3 separate regions of the Homo sapiens genome follow, and regions 2 and 3 are each linked to region 1. Evidence: chromatin loops called from intact Hi-C (ENCODE). Cell type or tissue: GM12878. All regions are shown on one strand. Region 1 has its middle 310 kb from the start of MIR548AB. Region 2 has its middle 440 kb from the start of MIR548AB. Region 3 has its middle 400 kb from the start of MIR548AB.

Evidence for each region. Hi-C counts contacts between places; a loop is a spot of excess contacts. Peaks named below come from ENCODE experiments on the same cell type or tissue, not always from the same donor. Only the 100,000 strongest peaks of a DNase experiment are listed, where the experiment ranks them.
Region 2: a loop joins it to region 1, with 2.3 times the contacts of the local background. A loop is called at or near these places in 1 of 110 quality-filtered maps.
Region 3: it touches region 1 in a loop (2.9-fold over the local background); 1 of 110 quality-filtered maps calls a loop at or near these places.

What each region holds. Positions count from the first base shown.
Region 1 is chr3:103,216,826-103,219,325 of GRCh38, forward strand. No RefSeq gene overlaps it. Among named protein-coding and RNA genes, the nearest start is that of MIR548AB, 310 kb to the right of the region's middle. RefSeq lists an enhancer at 1,410-1,649. In GM12878, no CTCF peak of the experiment used is centred here; a DNase peak (open chromatin) is centred at 1,506.
Region 2 is chr3:103,084,546-103,087,045 of GRCh38, forward strand. No RefSeq gene overlaps it. Among named protein-coding and RNA genes, the nearest start is that of MIR548AB, 440 kb to the right of the region's middle. In GM12878, no CTCF peak of the experiment used is centred here; a DNase peak (open chromatin) is centred at 1,126.
Region 3 is chr3:103,125,273-103,127,772 of GRCh38, forward strand. No RefSeq gene overlaps it. Among named protein-coding and RNA genes, the nearest start is that of MIR548AB, 400 kb to the right of the region's middle. In GM12878, no CTCF peak of the experiment used is centred here; DNase peaks (open chromatin) are centred at 949 and 1,188.

The DNA of each region.
Region 1 (2,500 bases):
GGAATAGAGGATATGTAGACATCCTTTGTGAATTATAATTTGATGACATGGAAAATCATGAGAAGCTTTCTTTATTTTAGTTTAAAATATACTTTAAAAATCTGGCATTTGGCAGAATATTGATGTCTAATTATGGACATTTAGCTCAAATCAAGATATCGAAAATAGAAACAGCAAACTAATACATTATTCTGTGAAGATGTTAGCAATAATTGGATACATATTTAACAAGAATTCAGAAATATGTTTTCAAATTTACGTAGGTGCTTATAGTGGCTGATAAAATATTTTCCAGGACTAATCTAATAACACTCGACTAAAAGGTGTATTACGGAATGTGTTTGTTATCAATTGACAAAGTGAAAAACATTGAAGTTACATTTTTTTACCTTTATTAGATATATAAGATACTAGTAAAATAATGTCAACTTCTTTTAGATACACTCAACTGTTAGAAGAATGTGTCTGCCATTAGAAAAACATCTTTCTAATAATTTATTGGTTACCTTTGTTTCATGAATTTATATGTACTTTAGTTACTATGGAAATATTTTGTTTTTACTGGTATTGATTTTTAAGATAATTTTTGAAGTGTTTAGAAGTATGGACATTGTAATCAGGATTCCCGGAGTTTTTATTTTGGCTTTGCTATTTGCTAGGTATATGAGCTTGAACAAGTGATTTCACTTCTTTCAGTTTCAATTTCTTCAGCTTTATAATACTTATACATATATTATAGTGATACATGTAAAAATCTCAGTACCTTGTTCCTACATAATAAATGCAAATCAAATGTTGATTGTTATTATTATTATACTGTTACTATTTGAATTAAGGTTTTATACAAGAATCAGATTTACAAGTCTTATCTCCACTTTATATATGGATTTCTACAATGAAACCTGAAGAGACAGGATAGGACATAATATTCTGTTCAAGATACAATGTATAAATTCTGTTTCAATTAATAATCTTGATAATTTTAGGTAGCAGCATTTCATCAGATTGTGATTGATGTTACCCTGTAAAAAGACAAATAAAGAGTTTATCTTTGAAGTAAAAAAAAGTCAACTCTGTGTGTTCATCTTTCCAATATTAGCACTGTATTTAATCATCAATAAATAAATTTATTTTATTGATCTTTATTCTTTCATTCAAAAATATTTATTGCATGTCTATTAGGTGCAAGAAACACATTTAGACCATAGCAATGAACCAAACATCATAAATTCAACTGAGTGGAATCAGATACCTAAAAAAATAAAATACATACTATATTAGAAGGACTTCACTACTATAAAGAAGAATAAGACCAGAATATAGAGAAATGAGTTTGTGTGGTGGTGTTGGTGAGAAAGGGATGTGGTAAATAGCAGCTTTAAATGGGGGGGGGGGGCAGGGAAGACCTCACTGAGAAAGTCACATTTAAATAAAGATCTGAAAGAGTAGGGGAGTGAGCCATATGAACAGCTGAGAAAAGAGAGAACAGAAAATGCCTCAGTCAGAGGCATTCTGTGGGTGTGTGAAAACAGGAAGAAGGCCAGTGTGGCTGAAACAGAATGAGCAAAAGCTAGAGGAGTAGAAAGCAAGATGAAAAGGGCCACAGGGGAGAGAGCTTGGAGGGCCTCATGGCTGCAGGAAGGACTCTGGCTTCACAATGTTGTTATGAGACTTCCACAAAGAATACTCATAGACCATAACGGCTTCATGACCATAGGACATTTGGACCTGTGGAGACAGGAAATATGAAGCAGTAATTAAACAGTAGAATATGTAATTTCTTATTGTGTAGATTAAATATATGTAAAAAGTAAAAGTAGATGTATATAAGTAAAACGTTTTTTTATTTGTTTGTTTTTCTTTACTATGTAATCATTGCACCCAGTAGAGCAAGCTGTGTTGTATGTTATCCTGAAGCAGCTACATAGCAATGGAACAAACTATGACAAAAGTGTTTGCTGTGAGCCAAAGCAAACCTTTGGAATACCAAAGATGGAGAGAAGAAGCAGTCAGAGGAAACAGAAAAGATTTTCTAATGGTTACAAATAAGGCCAGAATTGTATCTGCAGATGACATCAGCTCACTCCTTTTCTCCACTTTCAAACTTTTCTTATTCTATATGACTAGAGATAAAAAAGAAACTCTGTCTACCTATTACCACATAAGGAGATAAAGCAACACAAGCAATGGCTGAATCATCAGAGAAATGACTCAAGAAATGGAGGAAGATATTAGAGAAACATATCGCTTAGTCTCAACTCAGAAGCCACAAGCTCTCTCTTAGAGAGACAGCACCAAGCTTTCTAAGTTTCATGAAAGATATTCTAACACAAAAAACATTTGAGAAGAAAACTAGCCTATTTTTTTAAAAAATAGAAGATAAAAATATAATGATAAACAAACATTAAAGAAACAAAAATAGAAAAAAGAGTGAAAACACAGCAAATGACACCATGATAGGCTTGAATAAATCACAGAGAGAGAATGTAATGGGAAATCA
Region 2 (2,500 bases), 130 kb before region 1:
ATTTCCCTTTGGTCTCAGGTAGATTGTTTGCACTATAAAGTAATCCCATTAAGCAATCAAACAATAGGACTGCACCTGCCAGCTATCACAGCAAAGACAGGGAAGACCCACATCCCACATCAACTCTTCTGTGACAAACACAGTATCAATTCATTATATCATCTTGGAACTGATCAGCCAGGGAAGTAGTAGTTGTTTGGTTCCATTTATGAAAAGTATGAGTGCACATGTTTTAAGAGTTTTGTATATGCTCTTGTCCCTGCAAGCTTATATAACAGGAACTTAAAGTACAAGTTAAAAGTTGTTAAAAGGCATTTTTTTCACAAAATGCCCTACAAAACATGGCATTAATGTTTACTTTTTACTATTATTCATTAGTCTTGTGAAGATTTAAGGGATAAAAGTACCATAAGTAAGGTAACACGAGTGTATAAAGGTGTATAAAGACCTGACCCCAGTGTCTGAAATTATAATAACTCTAAGGGGCTATCTCAGCTTCAGAGTCCACAGAGGATTGGCTCAGGCCTTGTGGCCACTATACAGAGCCCAAGATCACTTTCTGTCCGATTTTTATTTCTTCTCTTCTTTGGTACACTTCTTTCAACAGCCAGGAAGGTCATTGGAAAAGGGCTGTCTTAGAAATGAGGCATAATGTATTTGGGGGCAGCTTCCTTCAACTCAGGCAACTCCCAAGGATCTTGACAACTGGGTACCTGTGGGAATACATCCTAAATTCCTAAGAGGTACACCTGAGCTTGGGCTCACACTATCCATGAAACCAGTGTAATAGCTTAATATTCTGCCAAAGTATTGCTAGCCACTTTAACACAATATGTTATGGATAGCTTATTCTTTATGTTGACATTTCAGGCTGTGTGTAATGAGTGTTATTGGCTGAGGAAACTTGACTGAATTTTATCATTTAACCAACACCCCTGGGAGAGAGAATGAAGGCTCTTTGTGGTATGTGGCATGTATTACTGATTTTTCTGGCTTAAATGCCAAGAACAATAACTAGCACTTAGATTTGACAGGTATTTGTGAAGTTAATGAGTGACAAGGATGGAGAAGTTAATAACTAACACTTTTTTCATGCTTGCTGTGAACCAGGCAGTGTTCTACATTCTTTGCATATTTAATACTTTGAGCCCTTGCAGCATTGCATTCCAAAAGGCACTACTGAAACTTAAAGCACTGTGACACAGGATAGTTAGGGAACTTCCCATGACCACTCAGGTACTATGTGTTGCAGCTGGCATTCAAACTCTAAGTCTCTTACTCCAAAGTCTGTGATCTGAACCACATGCATCTACTTGTGAATATTATGCTTCACTTTGCTTATAAGGACTTTTTGCCATATCTGGGTCTAGATTCACTAATCCAGTGATGAAGTAAAAGTTTTTTATCAGGAATTACCAACTATTTTTAACAAGAGCTAACAGAGTTTTTTGACCAAATCTGAATATTTTAATGGAATTGCACTCATTCATGTCAATCATTTATCTCTTAAGATATTTGAATGTGATGCTGCTAAAGAGTTTTCAGATTGTCCCTTCTGACACATGTGCTCATCTATAGGTGCTGAGATCTGGAACACAACAATCATAATCACCTCAGTCCATAGGCCATCTTTTCTATGTTGTTGCATTAGGGCAATTGATTATTTCCCTATTTTGCACTGAAGGTCCTGCAGCCCAGGAACTTTCTTAGTTGGAGGCTAACTGGAATGGTTTCTTACTCTATGTTATACCCTCATTCTTCTTGCGAATGTCATTGCCTCCTACATCTATTTGACTTAAGAAAGCCAAATAGAAGGAAGAAGGGATTCACTGATAAATGTCCTCTTGGCCCACTTTCAGGAAGAATAATTGACAGTGAAAGGAGGAGGAGTTTAGAATCTCCAGATCTTACACTAAAAGTTTTGTGTGTCCCTTTTGTGAGTGTTGGCTATATCCCAGCTGAGTACACCCACTGCAGCCAGAAATTTTCAGAAATCCCTCGTACCACTTTCTTGCTCCTCCAACCTTCCCATCCCTCAGTCTTCTATATTCCAAAAAAAAAAAGCTTAAAGTTTATTTTTTCCTGGACTCACCATTCTTTCATAATTACTAAGCATACATATCAATAGTTAGAATTATGTCTGCCCTTAAGTATGATCATATTATTTTTCATAAAAATAGTTCAGATCATAGTGTTTTACAAGCCCTGTTTCAATTTAACATGCCTTTTCCTTTTCGTTTTATTCTCTCTCTTTTTTATTTTTATTTTTTATTATACTTTAAGTTCTAGGGTACATGTGCACAACGTGCAGGTTTGTTACACATGTATACGTGTGCCATGTTGAGCGTTAGGAGATATACCTAATGTAAATGACGAGTTAATGGGTGCAGCACATGCCATTTTCAAAGTAAAGTAAAAAGGTGTTATTTTGTTTGAGCTGTGTGATGTCAGTAATGATTTAATGATGTTAATATCTTATTGTTAGAAAAAAGAAAACAAC
Region 3 (2,500 bases), 92 kb before region 1:
TGTATTTACTTTTGAAAAGAGCACAAATACAAATAATACTAAATAATTTTCAAATAGTTGATCTTCTATAATAAAAATATGACACTGAGAAAAAAACAAGTAAACACACAAAAATAAAGTTTGAGGAGAAAAGCTACTAGTATTTATAGATTTTCAGTCCAAGGAAATAATCTGATCTAGTAATCCGAAGACTATTGTAATTAGAAACAGAAGACCTGGTTCTTATTATTGTACAACTTATGAAATCTTGATGTTTCAATTTCTCTTTTGAAAATAGGCGTCATAATTTCAGTACTGTCCAATTTATAAAGCTGTAGTGAGGATCACATGAAGTCACTCTTTTCTGAACTTCCCTAGTAATAAGTATCGCCTGTTGCGATTGTGAAATTTATAACTGTCCAGACTTCTCCTCTAGAGATTTTGATCTGCAGGGAAATAAGTCTGATCCCTAAATTAAACTATTAGCAAAAGTTCCAGGTGGATTTTACGTTGTAAATTTGTAGACAATACTAAAGGGATTTATTTTGGAATTTTTTACTGATAAAAAGTAGTGGCCAGGCGCATCGGCTCACACCTGTAATCCCAGCACGTTGGGAGGCCAAGGCAGGCAGATCACAAGGTCAAGAGATCGAGACCATCCTGGCCAACATGGTGAACCCCTGTCTCTACTAAATATACAAAACTTAGCCCAGCATGGAGGTGCGCGCCTGTAGTCCCAGCTACTCGGGAGGCTGAAGCAGGAGAATCACTTGAACCTGGAAGGTGGAGGTTGCAGTGAGCCGAGATCACGCCACTGCACTCCAGCCTGGGTGACAGAGCCAGACTCTGTCTCAGAAAAAAAAAAAAAAAAAAAAAAAGTAGCAAGGGGTTGTGGTATGGCTAATTTTTAGCCAGAGTGCATTGGCATGGCCTTTACTGTTTTACAATATAGAAATTAGTCTGACCAAGTTTGCCAGTAACCATCCCTGGCAGCAGCTTGTCTCATCCCTAACTACCAAGGTCCTGTTTCCTACTCTCACCCACAGTAACAGCTGGACTAGTTGGCGTCAAAGTAAGTAGCCCATAAAACTCAGCTTCAGACTTCAGCTGCAGTTTCTCTGTGTTGTTCCACTCCCTGTGCTACATTGGTTGGTAAATGTTTATAGTGTCACCTCCTGGTCAAAGCACATGTTTTGTAAATCCATGGAGAGGTAGTCCAATATCTTTGAAGTAAAATTGTGTGTGGTTGCTAGAGTGTCTAAATAAAGTCTAGAAACAAATGAACACCACAGAGACAGAGTGCTCACATTATTTCAGAGGTTTGGTTTGCTTGGGAGCTAGCTTTTTTCTTTCAATTTCAAAATATATTTCAAGGTAAAATTAGTAGTTATTTTCTTCCCGAATAAATGCAATAAAAAAGATAATAATATGAAAGAATCGAAGGACAGTAGATAAGAAAGTGTGGAGCCTTCAAGGTAGGTGATATAAATGCTGGCAGCTTAATAGTAGACAATCAGTGAAGGAGCAAGTGAAAGAAAAAGGGAGAAAGAGGGAGAGCTGGAGAGAGAGAGAAACCCATTCATAGATATATAGAAATACACAAAGCGCAGAAGAATGAAGTATGTGAATATTGAAATATATAGAGTATGAAGACTATTTTGCAAAAACAAAATGTATTTTTGACAAATTGCAGCAAGAACAGCAAAGTCTTTGAAAGAATTATTGAATAAATTAAAAAGCTTTTGAAACTGTGCTACAGTATTACATCATAAATATGCAAGACACAAATGATTACTTGCAGTAGGATTTAAAAACTGTAGAGGTTTCTGAATATGCATATAAACGTATGCAATACAAGGAAAAAACTGGGAATATAATGAACAAACTCTAGATAAATTAGCATGGATTTTTTTTCACTGGAAGTGCTGAATAATCTTGAATTGCAGAACAATGAGGGAACAAATGAGAATAATACTAGTAATTCAAAGAATGTACTGTTGTTAGAACTTGTGGTCTTGAGACTATGATAGGGTGGGGAGACAGGGTCTAGCATCTAAGAACACAGCTTATACGGTGGTAAGCTGGGATTTCCCCCAAAACCACGCGGAGAATAATAGATATAGGACCTATTCTCTGCAGGAGGCTTTTATAGGTTCCCTCTGTCATGATCTGTGGATATATAAACTGCTTAAATTGCCAAGAACAAATGGAAATGGGACATTAATGATCTCCTACTAACACGCTGATGAGAAGAACGCAATTGTTAAAGCTCACTTTATAGTTGAATGTGTCAATGATTAGCTGAGAAGTTTAACTTAACTGCTTAGTAAATCACCTTTTAAGTTTATATATAACATGATTAGTTTTTCCAAATCATTTCAATTTGCTTGAATTTCTAATTAAAGAAAACAAACAAATTAGGTAATACAGGAAATAGAGATACTTTAATCCAAGTGACCATACAACTATGTAACTACTGGGCTATAAGTGCCCAGAGTAGAATAACTTGATCAGTCCATTT